Linked DNA regions of Homo sapiens: region 1 is linked to region 2. A link is a contact called in ENCODE Hi-C or POLR2A ChIA-PET data. All regions are on one chromosome and are shown on one strand. The core of a region is the stretch at or near the end of the contact, and the rest is flanking DNA. Distances in the headings are between cores, read along the strand shown. Region 1 has its middle 43 kb from the start of MIR4733. Region 2 overlaps ADAP2 (ArfGAP with dual PH domains 2).

Region 1 (7,678 bases), core at 3,183-5,682, 98 kb after region 2:
ATGTTCAACCTCCATAGTGGGTTCTGGAGTGATGGTAAGTCCCAGGTCCAAAGGTTGAACTGTAATGCTGGGTGACATTGGATGCTGAGCTTGATCCTGACCTGGTGTTGGAATTTTTACCTCTTGATATAGTACAAGTTGTTGTAGAGCTTTCTTAGGAGGCTGAGTTGGGGTCTCCTGCATGGTTGGAGAAAGTTCAACCTCTGTCGTTGATTCTGGAATGATGGTAAGTCCCAGGTCCAAAGGTTGAACAGTGACACTGGGCAATGTTGAATTCTGAGCTGGATCCTGGCCTAGTGTTGGGACTGTCACCTCATAATGAGCTGGAGGTTGAGCTGCAACTTCCTTAGGTGGCTCTGGAAGCTGAACTGGGACCATTTGCTGCCTTGAAGATTCTACCTCCCTAGGGGACTCTGCAGCCTGAACTGTGGCCTCCTGCTGGGTCAGAGAAGGTTCTGCCTCCACAGGGGGCTCTGGAATCTGAGCTGGAACCTCCTGCTGAGTTACAGATGGTTCTACCTCCTGAGGGAACCCTGGAGGCAAAGATGGGGCCATCTGCTGGGTCAGAGAGGGTTCTATCACCATAGTGGGGTCTGAAGACTGAGCAGGGACTGCCTGCTGGACTGGAGAGGATTCTACCTCTTTAGGTGGCTCTAAAAGCCAAGTTGGGGCCTGCTGTAGACTGGAGATGGGTCAACCTTCTCAGGTGGCTCTGATGGCTGAGCTGGTGTCTCCCACTGTGGTGGAGGACTGACCGCTTCAGTGGACTTCCAAGGATGACCTGAGGCTTCCTGCTGGGTTGCAGATGGTTCAACCTCCTTAGGGGGCTCTGGTGGCTCAGCTGGGAACTCTTGCTGGACTGGAGAAGGTTCTGCCTCCTTAGGGGGATCTGGAGTCTGAGCTGTGGCCTCTTGGTGGACTGGAGATTCAATCTTCTCAGGAGAATGCAGAGGTGGGGAAGGGAGATCAGGCTGGGTTAAAGAAAAGTCAGCCTGCTCAGTGGGAATAGAAGGGTTGTCCTGCTGGACTGGAGAAGGTTCTACCCACATAGTGACTGCTGTAGGTTTGGTAAGCTCCCTATCTAGATCTAGATATGACACATCTGGAGGTGAACCTATTGCTTCATCATCCATTGAACTTACAAAGTCTGAGGAGAGCTGAGTTGGAGGCTGAGTTGTAGGCTCTTTATGGACTGGAGGAGGTTCATAATTTTCAGGTCTATTTAGCTGCTGAATTATAATGTCTTGCTGGTCTTTCAAATGTTGAAACTGCTCAGGGGACATTAAGGGCTGAGCTGGGGCCTCCTGCTGGATTGGAGAAGACTCACCCTCCTCAGCGGTCTGTGGATGCTCAGCTGCAGCCTCCTGCTGGGTTGGAGTGGTGTTCTCTTTATTAATAGGTTCTGGAGATTGAACTGAAGTTTCCTGTTGAATTTGTAAATGTCCAGCCTCTTCTGATGACTCTGGAGGCAGAGGTGGGCACCCGTGCTGGATGGCGGGAGGTTCTACATTACCTGGACCTGAGAGCTGAGCTGTAGCCTCCTGGTGGACTGGAGAAGTTTCCACCTCTGCACTAGGCTCTGTTGCTATAGTGAGCTGCACGTCTGGAGGCTTAACAGAGACATTGGGAAAATCTGAATGCTGAGTTTCATGGTAACCTGAAGGTGAAACTGGGACTTCATGATGTTCTGGGGGCTGAGCTGGGGTCTCCTGCTGGGTTGGAGAAGATTCAACCTCCCCAGAAGACTCAGAAGGCTGAGCTAGCTGCTCCTGCTCACTGGGGGAAAGTTCAGGCTCTATAGGAGGACGTGGAGGCTCAGTTGGGGCCTCCTCTTGGAATGCAGATGGTTCCATCTCTTCTGGAGGCTGAGCTGGGGTCTCGTGCTGGGCTGGAGAAGATTCAACCTCTCCAGAAGACTCAGAAGGCTGAGCTGGCTGCTCCTGTTCACTGGGGGAAAGTTCAGGCTCCATAGGAGGACCTGGAGGCTCAGTTGGGGCCTCCTGTTGGGTTGCAGAAGGTGCCACCTCCTCTGGAGGCTGAATTGGGGCCTCCTGCTGGGCTTGGGAAGATTCTGTCTCATTTTTGGGCTCTGAAGTCATGGTAACTTCCACATCTGCAGGTTTGACTGTAACGTTGGGAAAGTTGTAATGAGCAACCTGGAGGTTGAACTGTCACTTCATGATTCAGTGGAGTTTGAGCTAGACTCTCCATAGAGGACTCTGGAGGCAGAGCTGGGGCCTCCTGCTGGGTTGAAGGTTCTACCTCCTGAGGGAGCAGTGGAAGCTGTGCTGGGGTTTCTTCCTGGAGTGAAGAGGACTGGATGTCTTCAAGGGTCTCTGGATTTTGAGTTTCAGGCTCTAGATGGAATTGAGAAAGTCCAACTTGCTCAGGAGGCCCTGGAGGCTCATCTGCATTCACCCGGAGTTCTGGAGGCAGGCTGCCGGAATACAGTGTGTCCATACTCAAATATTCATCTGCAAAGTCTGTTTCTGACGCTGAGGTTTGTATAATTGGTGTGGAATCCCGACAATCTTAGCAAGGCTCCAACGCTCAGCTAGATCTTTCTTCAAGTTCTTTGGAAAAACAACAAATTTGGTTGGTTTTGAAACCTTACTGTCTAGCGGAACAAGTATTTCATCTGCCTGATGACCTGCAGCCCGATCTAGATCTGCAGTTTGAAACTTACTTTTGAGGCGAGGAAGCTGAACTAGGGTCTGGTTCTGATCCCTGTCCAGCAGTGGAACCACCTCTGGGAGCCTTTCTTGTGGAGTCCGCTTGTCATTTAAATCCTGATGTGCAGCCAAGAACTGCTCTGGCCCCAGGGGCAGCTCTCCACCTGAATCCGTATCCAGGAATGGAACCAAATTTTCATTTGATTCCTGGGGCAGGGCTGACACCTGTGAGGAAGCAGAGGGCCCCAGGTAATCAAAGTCCCCTGGGGCTGCTGGGGGAGCAGGTGCATGAGGAGATTCCCATGGGAGATGGGAGGAGCGGGAAGACCAGGGCTCAGGTGACCCCAGGGGTTAGAGGTCAGCTGGAGCGGGTCCTTGACCAACACCAGATGTGGAGCCTCCTTGACTAGTAGACACAATAATTGCCACTAGGAGACACAATAGCTGCCACGTAAGGAGGGGCCACGGGCCCCAGAAACGCAGCCAGGACATGACACATGCTAGTGCCGTGCACTGATTGGGAGCCATTCTGGCAGCCCTGAGATGCTCATGCCCCTTATAAGCGTGCGCCCCGCCCTGTCTTTATGACACCTTTATTTATGCCACATTTATTTGGCTCGGGTCCAGATCTGCTCCATTTTACCATGGCAATCTTATGTCACAATCTCGCTCAAGTGATCCTCCCACCTCAGCCTCCTGAGTAGCTGGGACTACAGGATGTGCCACCACACCCAGCTGATTTTTGTGTTTTTTGTAGAGACAGAGTCTCCCTATGATGTCCAGGCTGGTCTCAAACTCCTGGGCTCAAGTGATCCTCCCACCTCAGAGTCCCAAATTGCTGGGATTACAGGGATTAGCCACCATGCCCAGCCAATCCAGCCATCTTGCAGCCAATCCTCCAGCCCCAATTAAGCCTTCAGATGACTACAGCCCCAGTTAGTATCTTGACTACAAACTCATGACAGATCCTAAGCTAGAACCACTCTTCTAAGCTGCTCCTGAATTCCTAACCCATATACAGTGTGTGAGATCATAAACACTTATTGTTGTTTTAGGCCTCAAATTTTGGAGCAATTTATTATGCAGCAATAGGTGACTAAAACACACAATAAAATTGCTGTCATTACTATTATAAAGTACTTCCTGATTTTGAGCTGAAATCCACTTTCTTGTAATCACCACCCTCTCTTCCAGTTCCGTCTTTTTGGGCCACCTAGAAAAAATACAATCTCTCTTCCTCATGGTCAAAATGTTTGGTGCCAGTTTTCATGCCAACAATTTAATTCATCAGACATTTGAAGAGTGATCACTGTACCAGGCAGTAGGCATGCAAAGATAAGTAGGACGAGGTCCCTGCCTAGCCATACACTCAAAACATTCTTCCACAGGAGGTGTGCTGTAATGAAGGGACCTGACTCCCAGTGCAGGAGAAGGAGGTCCAAATGCAGGTGTGGCTGGTTCTGCTTACAGAGGTGAGGGAAGGCTTCTCAGAACAGGTGGCAGGCGCTGAGGCCTAAGGGATGAATAGGCCTTCTCCAGGATGACAGGAGGGGAAGGACTAACAAGCAGAAGCTGCAGGCAGAAGACCACCCTGACACTAACCACTTTCTTCCGCAGGGTACACATCTCCTCTCCTCTTGTCCAACTTTTGAGTCCTCTCCCAACCCCTCCCAATCTTGGTAACTCCACTCAGAACACACCCTTTCCTGTCACATGATGGCATCTAGAGGGAGCCAGCCCTCCTCCAGGGTGGTCCGGCCAGTGTGGAGTGGAGTTGGCCGTCACCTTTCTTTTTCTGGAAGCTCTGCTTGGTCCAGACTTGTCTGAGGTTTTTTGGCCTCCACATCCTTCAGCTGACTCATGCTGGGCCTGCAGGCATCTGGACTGCAAAGTCATTTTTCACACGTGCTCCTGGGAAACCACATCTCTTCGTACTTTGTACTTCTGCTGTTGTTTTGTTTTCACAATTTTTCATGGGTGTTTTGAAGTTCAATAATTTGATCTATGCAAACTGCTCATCTCAGCTCCTGGTTGGCAGGGGCCTTGTGGAAGCAAATTGAGCCACCAAAAGAATCCAATTTAGAACACGCCCTGGAAACAGAAACCGTCTGTCATTCTAAGGCCATTGTGGTTGGGAGTGATTCAGACTCATTGCAGCTCCTTCCAGCCTTCAAAGATCTCACCGGATAAGAGCCTGGCTTGGATTTGAAGACACCTTCTATGAAGGAAAGGCTTTGGCAGGGGGTGAGGGGGGTGGGCTGTGATACTTTGTAGGAGCTGAGCACAGACGGAAGGAAATTGGAAGGGGATGTTTGTCTGGCTCCCACCTTCCCCCGTCAGGGAGAATCAGGCCATTGTCTAGGTAGAACTCTTGGCTTGTTTATCTTCTCAGACCCAGCTTAGAACAAGGTTTCACTCAGTTTTCTTTCCACCCAAAAAATGACCACAGGAAAGAGTGACTTGCGTTTGCTAAGTGTCCAGTCCGTACTCTCCGTTCCCATTTCTCTGCCTCTTTCTCCCATTATCGGCTTCTAACAGAAAATAAGAAGAGCAAGCTTCCCTTTGGTCCCATCAAAGATAACATGTAGACATTCATTCATGCGTTCATTCCTTTAACTAGCATTTATTGGGTTCCTACTATGTTCCCAGCATTGTTATTGGTACTGGTGACCCTAGTATAAAAGACACAATCCCTGCTGTCAAGAGGTCACAGTTCTGGAAGGAACCCAGCGGTACTGGCAGCAGCGCTAGTGGGGAATGGGAGCACATAGAAGAGGCATTTGACTCAGCTTTGGAAAGAATTGGAAAAGGCTTTAAAGTAGAGTAAAAGTTTGCCAGAAAGAATAATCATTATTACAGCTTTTTTAAAGCGTCTTCTACATGCCAAGCACTGTGCTAAAATCTCCCTATATATATTGTTTTATTTTAATCCTCACAACTCTAAGAGGTCACTACTGTAATTATTCCAACTTCACAAATGAAGAAAGTGAGATTTAGCAAGGTCGCCTTGGTGGGGCATGGCTGCTCACACCTATAATCCCAGGATTTGGGAAGCCGAGGCAGGAGGATCACTTGAGTTTAGGGGTTTGAGGCCAGCTTGGGCAACATAGTGAGTCCTCTGTCTCTACAAAAAGAAAAAAAAATAGCTGGATATGGTAGCATGCACTTGTGGACCTAGCTACTTGGGAGGCTGAGGTGGGAGGATGGCTTGAGCCCGGGAGGTTGAGGCTGCAGTGAGCTGTGATCATGCCATTACACTCTAGTCTGGGTGACAGAGCGAGACCCTGTCTCAAATAAATAAATAAATAGGCTGGGCACGTGACTCAGGCCTGTAATCCCAGCACTTTGGGAGGCCAAGGCAGGTGTATCGCTTGAGGTCAGGCATTCAAGACCATCCTGACCAAAATGGTGAAACCCCATCTCTACTAAAAATACAAAAATTAGCTGGGCATGGTGGCACATGCCTGTAGTCCCAGATACTCAGGAGGCTGAAGAAGGAGAGTCACTTGAACCCAGGAGGCAGAGGTTGCACTAAGCCAAGCTCGCATCACTGCACTCCAGCCTGGGTGACAGAGTGACACACTGTCTCAAAAAAATACTAATAATAAATAAATAAATAAATAAAGTCAACCTGCTCACCTCTTCACTAAGAATGAATAGCAGAAATGAGAAATAGATGCAGCTTTTCCTGACTGTGTAGCCCATTCTCTTACCCAAGGCTGCTATTTACAGTCGTGCAGGTTGTACATTGCACAATTCCAATGCTGGCCCTGCACTCAATAAGCCATTATAGATGGGAAGGGTATCCAGGCAGAAGGGGCCTACTTTGCAGAAATATGAAAAAGCAACCTATATTCAGGGAACTGACCCCATACAGCCATGTCAGAGGCTACAGAACTCCTTGAAGATGGGCAGCTCCTCTGCACCTCCAGTGATTGTTTACAGAACTGACCGATAGTGTCTTGGGAGAGCTCCTGGGGTTTTGCATTTGTTTTTTGTTTGTTTGTGTTTGTTTTGCTTTTGAGACAGGGTCTTGCTCTGTCACCCAGGCTAGAGGGCAGTGGTGCAATGACGGCTCACTGCAACCTTGGCCTCCCAGGCTCAAGCTATTCTCCCACCTCAGCCTCCAGAGTAACTGGGACTACAGGCATGTACCACCACACTCAGCTAATTTTTATTTTTATTTTTGTAGAAATGGGGGGGGGGTCTCACTATGTTGCCCAGGCTAGTCTGTAACTCCTGGCTTTAAGCGACCCTGCTGTCATGGCCTCCCAAAGTGCTGGGATTACAGGCATAGCCACCGTGCCAGGCCAGGCTTTGCATTTGGTGTAGAGACCCAATCCTTCCTTCTTACAGAGCTATGGAGCTCTCAGCAGGATGTGCATACTTCTGAACTGTTGACCATGCAAACATTCAAGCACAGAGGATGCAGGAGGTCCTGAGTCTCCAAACTGCTCAGTGTCCTATGAATGGCCAATCAGTTTCTCATGCATAGGCACCAAACATAACCTGCCAAACAAGCCAGTTCAATATCTAAGCCACCCCAACTTCTTTGCAGAAGTCGTTTCAGTAGCAAAGAATGGTCTGAGAAAAATAGGCACAACCAGGGTGAATGCCTACAACACTCCAGGTGCTCAGCAAACGTGATCTCTTCCACTCTCACAGCTTTATGAGACATCATCTTTCATTTTGCTGATGAGGAAACTGAGGTTCAGGGATCAGGTAACTTACCTAGGTTACGTGTGCAACAAGCAGCCACGATTCTCACCAGAATCTTTCTAGTGGCACAGCCTCTATGCTTCTATCCTAATGTTGGCTTTCAAAAGGTACCCGGAAAAGGGCAGGAAACAGCTTACATGGCTCCTAAAATGCCTGACAGCATGTATGTGGCAGAGTCTCTCTCTACTTTTTTTTTTTTTTTTTTTTGAGACGGAGTCTCACTCTGTCGCCCAGGCTGGAGTGCAGTGGCACAATCTTGGCTCACTGCACATTCCACCTCCCGGGTT
Region 2 (7,471 bases), core at 3,506-6,005:
CAGACTAGTTTTGTTTGCAGGCAAGACCTCGAGGTTGAGGGCTGGGCTGCTCAGAGGGAAGCCCAAGGCATTCTCCAGGGGAGCCTGCGGGGGTTACAGCCTCACATACGACAAGGCGGCCTCCCAAAAGCTGGTCAGTGTCTCCCCTTCAGAAGAGTGTCAAGGGGCTCAGCAATTGGTCATCTCTTTCTGAACCCTTCTCCCTCTAAAATGTACAAATGATCCCTAACATACTGCTTACAGAGTGCTTTGAGCCCATTTTGTCTTGTGAAATGGCAGCCAGGCAGGGGTGATTATTTCCATTTCACTGATGAGTTATACAGTCCCAGGAAGGGCAGGTGAATAACCAAAGGTGTGCTTCCCTTTCTAAAATCCCCTCTTTGCCCTGTGATGCTCTGGGCTTGGGAAAGCCTGGGATCCTCTCCATTACAGTTGTAACAGGAGCAGGTATGCCCTTCATGGCCAACATCATGGGGAGCCGAGAACTTCATTTTGATTGTCTCCAGACTTCTGGGGCCTTCATCTCCCTATCTCAGGCTGGGCCAGGGAGACCCGCATGGTGTAGGGCAGAGGATGCTGTCTCGAGCCAGGAAGCCTGGGCTCTCAGGGATGCTCTATTGCTCACTTGCTGTGTGACCCCTGCAGGTCCTGGCACCCCTCTGAGCTTCTATTTCCATATGGGTAAGATGGCGGTTAGTCCAGGTCATCTTCAGGGTCCCTTCCGCCTCTGAGATTCTATGCTCTGGTCCTCTTCAAGAGGCTCCCCTCCAAGAGGATTTTATAAGTGATGGGGCTGGAAAACCATTTTAATGCTGGGATTTTCTTAATCTCAACCATTAGAGTTTCCTTGAAAGCCTAAATGCTCCTTAATTCCAAGGTTTGTAGGGAGCCAGTTGTCTGGAATAGGGTCCCCTCCAGGCCCAGGGATGTGCTGAGATGGCAGCTCTCTGGGAGCAATTCCAGCAAGGCCCGAGTCAGAGCCCTTGAGTCAGTCTGCTGAGTTTGCACCCAGAACTGGTTAATGCTGGCTCCCATGGGCGGGGAGTGGAGACTGCTGACTGCTGACTATGAGGAGGGAGGACAAAGTGCAGATGCTCAGCCTTATTTAATCTGGGCAAGCTGCCCATCTTTGCTGACATGTGTAAAGGAAATTGCTCTTTGGTCAACATCCTCAATGTTCCCCTGCCTCTCTCATCCACTGTCGGTACCTGATATCCATCCCGTGTCTTTCCTCCCATTTAATGTCTGTGTATGGTGTGAGGTTCTGAGCAATCACCAGGCCTGGCTCAAGCTTTAGGGGTCCACATGTTGGAAACCCAGGGCATCCCAGTGGGGTCTGTGGTCCTGTAATAAATGCATATGGTCTCTTGGACTTCAGAGAAAGTAGGTTTTGTCGCCATGGTGACAGATGAGTGCATCGAGGCTCAGAGAGGTGAGGTGACTTGCCTAGGTGATAGTACCTACTTTCTAGGGCTATTGTGAGACTCCAGCGAGCCAAGGCATCAGAAGTACAGGAAGCAGTGCTCCAGCCATGTGACTTTCCTTTTTTTCCCAATGGTTTCCCTAGGCCTCTGCTTGCTCTGTGCTGGCTCAAATTCCGAATATTGAGCAGTTCGGGACTCCATCTGTTTTCTCCAAATGGAACAATTAAAGCCTAGTGAATGTATTTTAAGAGAAGGGGAGTAGTACAGTTTATATCTTGTTTCTTACATTAAAAATTTTTTTTTAATTTTTTATAGAGATGATGTCTCACTTATGTTGCCCAGGCTGGTCTCGAACTTCTGGCCTCAAGCAATCCTCCTACCTCGGCCTCCCAAAGTGCTGGGATTACAGGTGTGAGCCACTGCATCTGACCAATATTTTCTTTTCTTTTCTTTTTTTTTTTTTTTTTTTGAGACAGAGTCTCGCTCTTTCGCCCAGGCCAGAGTGCAGTGGCGCCATCTTGGCTCACTGCAAGCTCCGCCTCCCAGGTTCACGCCATTCTCCTGCCTCAGCCTCCCGAGTAGCTGGGACTACAGGCGCTCGCCACTGCACCCGGCTACTTTTTTGTATTTTTAGTGGAGACGGGGTTTCACCGTGTTAGCCAGGATGGTCTCGATCTCCTGACCTCGTGATCCACACGCCTCGGCCTCCCAAAGTGCTGGGATTACAGGCGTGAGCCACTGCGCCTGGCCTAATATTTTCATTTTTGGCTCACAAATTTCCCCCTTTTAAACTTCCCATAGCTGTTCCCCAGACCTCACTTCCCCTGTGCCTCTGCCCTGGGCCCTGGAGCTCTGGAGAAGCCTCTCTGTTCTTTGAAGCCTGGACTGTCATTTGAAGCTCTAGACTTTCCAGGTTGATGCCTAGGAGCATAGGAGGCCATCATCAACCCCTGGAAACATCTCTGGGCGTAGGCTGCCAGGCTGGAAGGGATGCTGGGGATCACATGATCCAGGCTGTTTATCACACAGGGGAGACATAAGGCCTCGAGAGACAGAAGGTCTTAACAAAGGTAATGCAGCTGATGGAGGCCAGAACTGGAATTAGAACCAGGTCTCCCGACTTCTGCTTCAGAACTTTCTCTGTCCACTCTGGCATCATTTTCTTTTCTTTTTTGTTTTGTTTTGTTTTGAGATGGAGTCTCCCTCTGTCACCCAGACTGGAGTGCAGTGGCACTATCTCAGCTCACTGCAACCTCTGCCTCCCAAGTTCAAGGGATTCTCTTGCCTCAGCCTCCTGAGTAGCTGGGATTACAAGCGCGTGCCACCATGCCCAGCTAATTTTTATATTTTTGGTAAAGGTGGGGTTTCGCCATGTTGGCCAGGCTAGTCTCAAACTCCTGGCCTCAAGTGATCTGCCTGCCTTGACCTCCCAAAGTGCTGGGATTACAGGTGTGAGCCACTGCACCCAGCCTCTGGCCATTATTTTCTTGTTGCTTGGTGTCAGAATCCTGACCAGGCCTTTCCCAAGGTCCTGCTCAGAGGGCCCTGGCATATTTATACTTTAGCACCTAGTGTAGTGGTAGGAGTACAGTCTAGTGTCATTGGCCCTGGGCCTGAATCTCAGCTCTTTGTGCTACCAGTGATGTGACTTTGGGAAAATCCCCAGCCCCTTCTCTGTGGCCTGGTTTCTTCAGATGTGTAATGAGGCTGGTGATACCCACCTCGCAGGGTGATTGAGAATTGCACCTGGAGCCTGATGCAAAGTGGACCCTCAGAACATGTTGCCTGACACCAAGAGGGTCTCTGCAGAGCCTTGCCTATGTCCACACCCTGGGGTTACTGAAGGAATCCTTAAACCAAAACTCGGCCGTGCCACTAAGCTCTGCAAACATCTGGGGTGCTGTCGACTGGCTTTGTTGAAATATTAATATTATGACCATTGCACTTTCCAAATATAATACTGTGAGCCATGAGCGTACATCCTTCCCCATTTCAAACTTCCCCTTTGTCGGGAGCCAAGCTCGGCGGGAACCTGGAGCCTTGGGGTGTGAGTTGGGGGTCAGTGTCTGTCTCTCTTCCCCAGCTCGTGCCATTCCTCACCAGGAACTACCTCAAACAAGGCTTCATGGAAAAGACTGGGCCAAAGGTACCTTCTATCACTCCCTGGGGAACTTAATATGGTTTAATGTATATAGAAGGTTTCATGTGTTTATGGGATGATTGTTAAGAGGACAGTGAAAGGTGTTAGGCCAAGCTTGTCCAACCCACAGCCCATGGGCCACATGCAACCCAGGACGGCTTGGAATGATGCCCAACAGAAATTCATAAACTTTCTTTTTTAAATTTTTTTGAGACAGAGTCTTGCTCTGTCACCCAGGCCAGAGTACAGTGGTGTGATCTCGGCTCACTGCAACCTCCGCCTCCCAGATTCAAGCGATTCTCCTGCCTCAGACTCCTGAGTAGCTGGGATTACAGGTGCCCACCACCATGCCCGGCTAATTTTTGTAATTTTAGTAGAGATGGGGTTTCACCATGTTGGCCAGGCTGGTCTCGAACTCCTGACCTCAAGCGATCTGCCCACCTCAGCCTCCCAAAGTGCTGGGATTACAGGCATGAGCCACCATGCCCAGCCAAATTCGTGAACTTTCTTAAAACATTATGAGATATTTTTGCGATTTTTTTTTTTTGGCTCATCAGCTATCATTAGTGTTAGTGTATTTTATGTGTGGCCCAAGACAATTCTTCCAATGTGGCCCAGGGAAGGCAAGAGATTGGATATTCCTGTGTTAGGCAATCATGAAAGCAAGCCTTGGGCAGGTGGAAAAAGCAGTCAAAGGGTTGTTTTCAGAGAGGCGCAGCCCCTCCGCCTGGTTCTTGTTGCTGGGCTTTCTCTCCCTGACCTAGGTTAGAATTTGGCCAAGGCCAGCACTTTCAGCCTTGCCAAGCAGTAGCCACTTCTGATTTTTTCCAACTTCCTTTCCGGCTTCTTTGTCTACAGCCTGAAAAAGAGGAAGGTGCCTCTTCCAAGTTGAGGCAGCAGGGTGAAGCTGGCAAAGGGTATGGTGGGGTTGGAAGGGGAATGGGCAGAACCTTCAGAGCCTGAGGGCTCCTATCCAGGCCCCAGGGAGAAGCACTAGGATGTCTGACTGAGGAGGCTGGGCTGGAGAACCAGTGGGACTGGCCAGCTCCTTTGGTTTGGGCTGGGCTGGCCCCTGACCTCTATCCTCAGAAACTGACCTGGTCATCTGTGGTAAGAAGTTCCCTCTTTTGCAGCAGAAAGAACCTTTCAAGAAAAGGTGGTTCGCCCTGGATTGCCATGAGCGGAGGCTGCTCTATTACAAGAACCCACTGGTAAGAGCCACTCCTGCTCCCTCCCCAGGGCTTCCTCAAACATTGCTGGGTGGTGCTTGTCTGGAACTATGTGAAAGCTACAGATAAACACATCTCCCAGAGCCCCAGAGCTAGAGAAACCTTGAGAGGAAAACCTCTACCCCTTGTTTTTGTTTCTCTTGAGTAATCTCCTATGGCATGAAGCTTCTCCTCGCTTTCAGGAAGTCTATTATGAGTATCCAAAATGCTGCCCATGGTAGTTAAATATGGTGTATCTCTTCCTCTAGTCTCCAGGGCTCACTTCTAACCAAGAGGCCGTGATGTGTAGTAGTTAGGAGTGTGGTGGACTCTAGAACCCCACCGTCTGGGCTCTGGTCTCAGCCCTGCCACTTGTAGTAGTGTTGCCTTGAGCCGTGTACTTAGTGCTCTGTGCCTCGGTTTCCTCCTCTGAAAAACAGGCTTAATAAGAATGCCTTCCCCAGAGGTTGCCATGATGGTTATTTAAGTTACTATATATAAAGCATTGTAATTCCTGATGCTGATTTTAATAAGTGCTCCGTAAATGTTAGGTATCACTTATTTTTTTTTTTTTAGAGACAGAGTCTCTCTCTGTCACCCAGGCTGGAATGCAGTGGCACAATCACAGCTCATTGCAACCTTGAACTTCTGGGCCCAAGTTATCTTCCTGCCTCAGCCTCCTAAGTAGCTCAGAATACAGGCATGCATCACCATGCCCAGCTAATTAAAAAAAAAAAATTTAGGGCTGGATGTGCTGCCTTTTGTCTGTAATCCCAGCACTTTGGGAGGCTGAGACAGGAGGATCGCTTGAGCCCAGAAGTTCGAGACCAGCCTGTGCAACATAGTGAGATCCCATCTCTACAAGAAACTTAAGGCCAGGCACGGTGGCTCACATCTGTAAACCCAGCATTTTGGAAGGCTGAGGCGGGGCAGATCACGAGCTCAGGAGTTCGAGACTAGCCTAACCAACATGGTGAAACCCTGTCTCTACTAAAAATACAAAAATTAGCCGGACGTGGTGGTGCGTGCCTGTAAGCCCAGCTACTCAGGAGGCTGAGGCAGGAGAATCGCTTGAAACCGGGAGGCAGAGGGTGCAGAGGGTGCATGCCATTGCACTCCAGCCTGGGTGCAGAGTGAGACTCCGTCTCAAAAAAAAAAAAAGAAAGAAAAAAAAAGAAACTTAAAAATTAGTCAGGTGTGGTGGTGCATGCCTGTAGTCCTAGCTGCTTGGGAGGCTGAGGTGGGAGGATTGCCTGAGCCTGGGAGGTTGAGGCTGGGATGAGCCATGATTGTGCCACTGCACTTCCAGCCTGGGTGACAGAGTGAGGCCCTGTCTCCAAAAACAATTCATAATAATAATTAATAATTTTTTTTTGTAGAGAAGGGGTCTCACTATGTTGTCCCGGTTGGTCTCATATTCCTGGCCTCAGGCAATCCTCTGCCTTGGCTTCCCAAAGTGCTAGGATTACAGGCATGAACTACCAGGCCCACCCTCGGTATCTTTTCAATAGATGATGTGTATGATTTATTTTAGGGTTTTGATCTTTCAAATTCTGGGTCCCACTTAGCAGAAATCCCAGCAGGGACCTCATACCCCTTTCCCAAAATAAAGCTTGGAGGCTGTCAGGGCTGCAGGGCCCCTCTGCCCTGGGGGCACCCTCTGATGACCCTGTACTCTCCATTTTCAGGATGCCTTCGAGCAGGGCCAGGTTTTTCTTGGGAACAAGGAGCAGGGATATGAAGCCTACGAAGACCTGCCCAAGGGCATCCGAGGAAATCGCTGGAAAGCCGGACTCACCATTGTCACCCCAGAGCGGAGATTTGTCCTCACTTGCCCCAGTGAGAAGGAACAGCAGGAATGGCTGGAAAGTTTGCGGGGTGTCCTGTCCAGCCCCTTGACGCCCCTCAACCGGCTTAGTAAGAAGCAGGAACTGAGGGGTGTTCTTTTGGACAAGGGCAGAGGACAGAAAATTGCTTCTTCACTTAGGTTCAGCTTTGATACCACAAAAGATTCCTGATTCCTGACTATGCTCTTTTCATTGTCTTCTCTTCCTGCAAAAGAAAAGCACAGACATGCCATTATTGCCAAAAGGTCTCCTCTGTCCACTCTGGGTTCCCCTAACCGAGCCCTTCCCCAGGAGCTTTTAGAGGAGTTTGGCCCTGGCAGAACCCCTGGGTGCTGTCTGTACCCCTTGCGGTGTGGGGGCTAAGCAGCTTCTCTTTCCCTCCACCGTGCTCTATGCTGATCCTTTTTCTCGTGAGAAAACGCTGGCCTGTTATTATTAGCTAAGGTCACACCCGCTGGGCAGCTCCTGGGATTTTTGGATTCCTCCCCACTCCAGAGGGAAGGCTATTTCTAGTGGCTTCTTTTCTTTGAGTCCTCCCTTCTGTCTGCCTCTCTCCTGTTCCTCCTCTTTACCAGTAGGGCTTCCTCAATGCTGACAGCCCTGTGAAAAAAGGGGAGACATGCCGAGCTCCGGCAGGAAACTGCTGGCCCAGGACCTGGCTTCTGGGGCACAAAGGAGAATTTCTGTGTTTGGAAAAGTACAGACTGAGCAGGTGACCCCCGCACAGCCCCTTGGGGGAAACACTTGTGCCCTTTGAGTCTGACTGATATAAACACAGACTCTCTTGACTGTCCCATAAAGGCCAAAGCCAGAGAACCTCAGAAAGGGACTTGCAAATTGTGAGTGAGGCAT

Evidence for each region. Hi-C counts contacts between places; a loop is a spot of excess contacts on that map. ChIA-PET counts read pairs that join two places held with the same protein, here RNA polymerase II (POLR2A). Pooled maps may share reads with other maps.
Region 1: a map of CD14-positive monocyte shows a loop between it and region 2 (2.2-fold over the local background). The contact joins two enhancer-like sites. A Hi-C loop is called at or near these places in 2 of 168 maps with a recorded cell type or tissue (both CD14-positive monocyte) and 3 of 50 pooled maps. POLR2A ChIA-PET finds 5 or more read pairs at or near these places in 3 of 52 experiments (A549, B cell and CD8-positive, alpha-beta T cell).

What each region holds. Positions count from the first base shown.
Region 1 is chr17:31,047,864-31,055,541 of GRCh38, forward strand. It overlaps the pseudogene LOC646030. Among named protein-coding and RNA genes, the nearest start is that of MIR4733, 43 kb to the right of the region's middle. Within about 2 kb of position 4,433, at least 12 of the 41 ENCODE cell types and tissues checked have a DNase peak (open chromatin) inside an H3K27ac peak, as active enhancers do; they include CD14-positive monocyte, where a contact is called at or near this core.
Region 2 is chr17:30,949,781-30,957,251 of GRCh38, forward strand. It overlaps ADAP2 (ArfGAP with dual PH domains 2), which reads left to right. Exons shown (of 11, transcript NM_018404.3): 8 at 3,508-3,570; 9 at 4,698-4,775; 10 at 6,461-6,689. Among named protein-coding and RNA genes, the nearest start is that of RNF135, 18 kb to the right of the region's middle. RefSeq lists an enhancer at 7,434-7,471. Within about 2 kb of position 4,756, at least 11 of the 41 ENCODE cell types and tissues checked have a DNase peak (open chromatin) inside an H3K27ac peak, as active enhancers do; they include CD14-positive monocyte, where a contact is called at or near this core.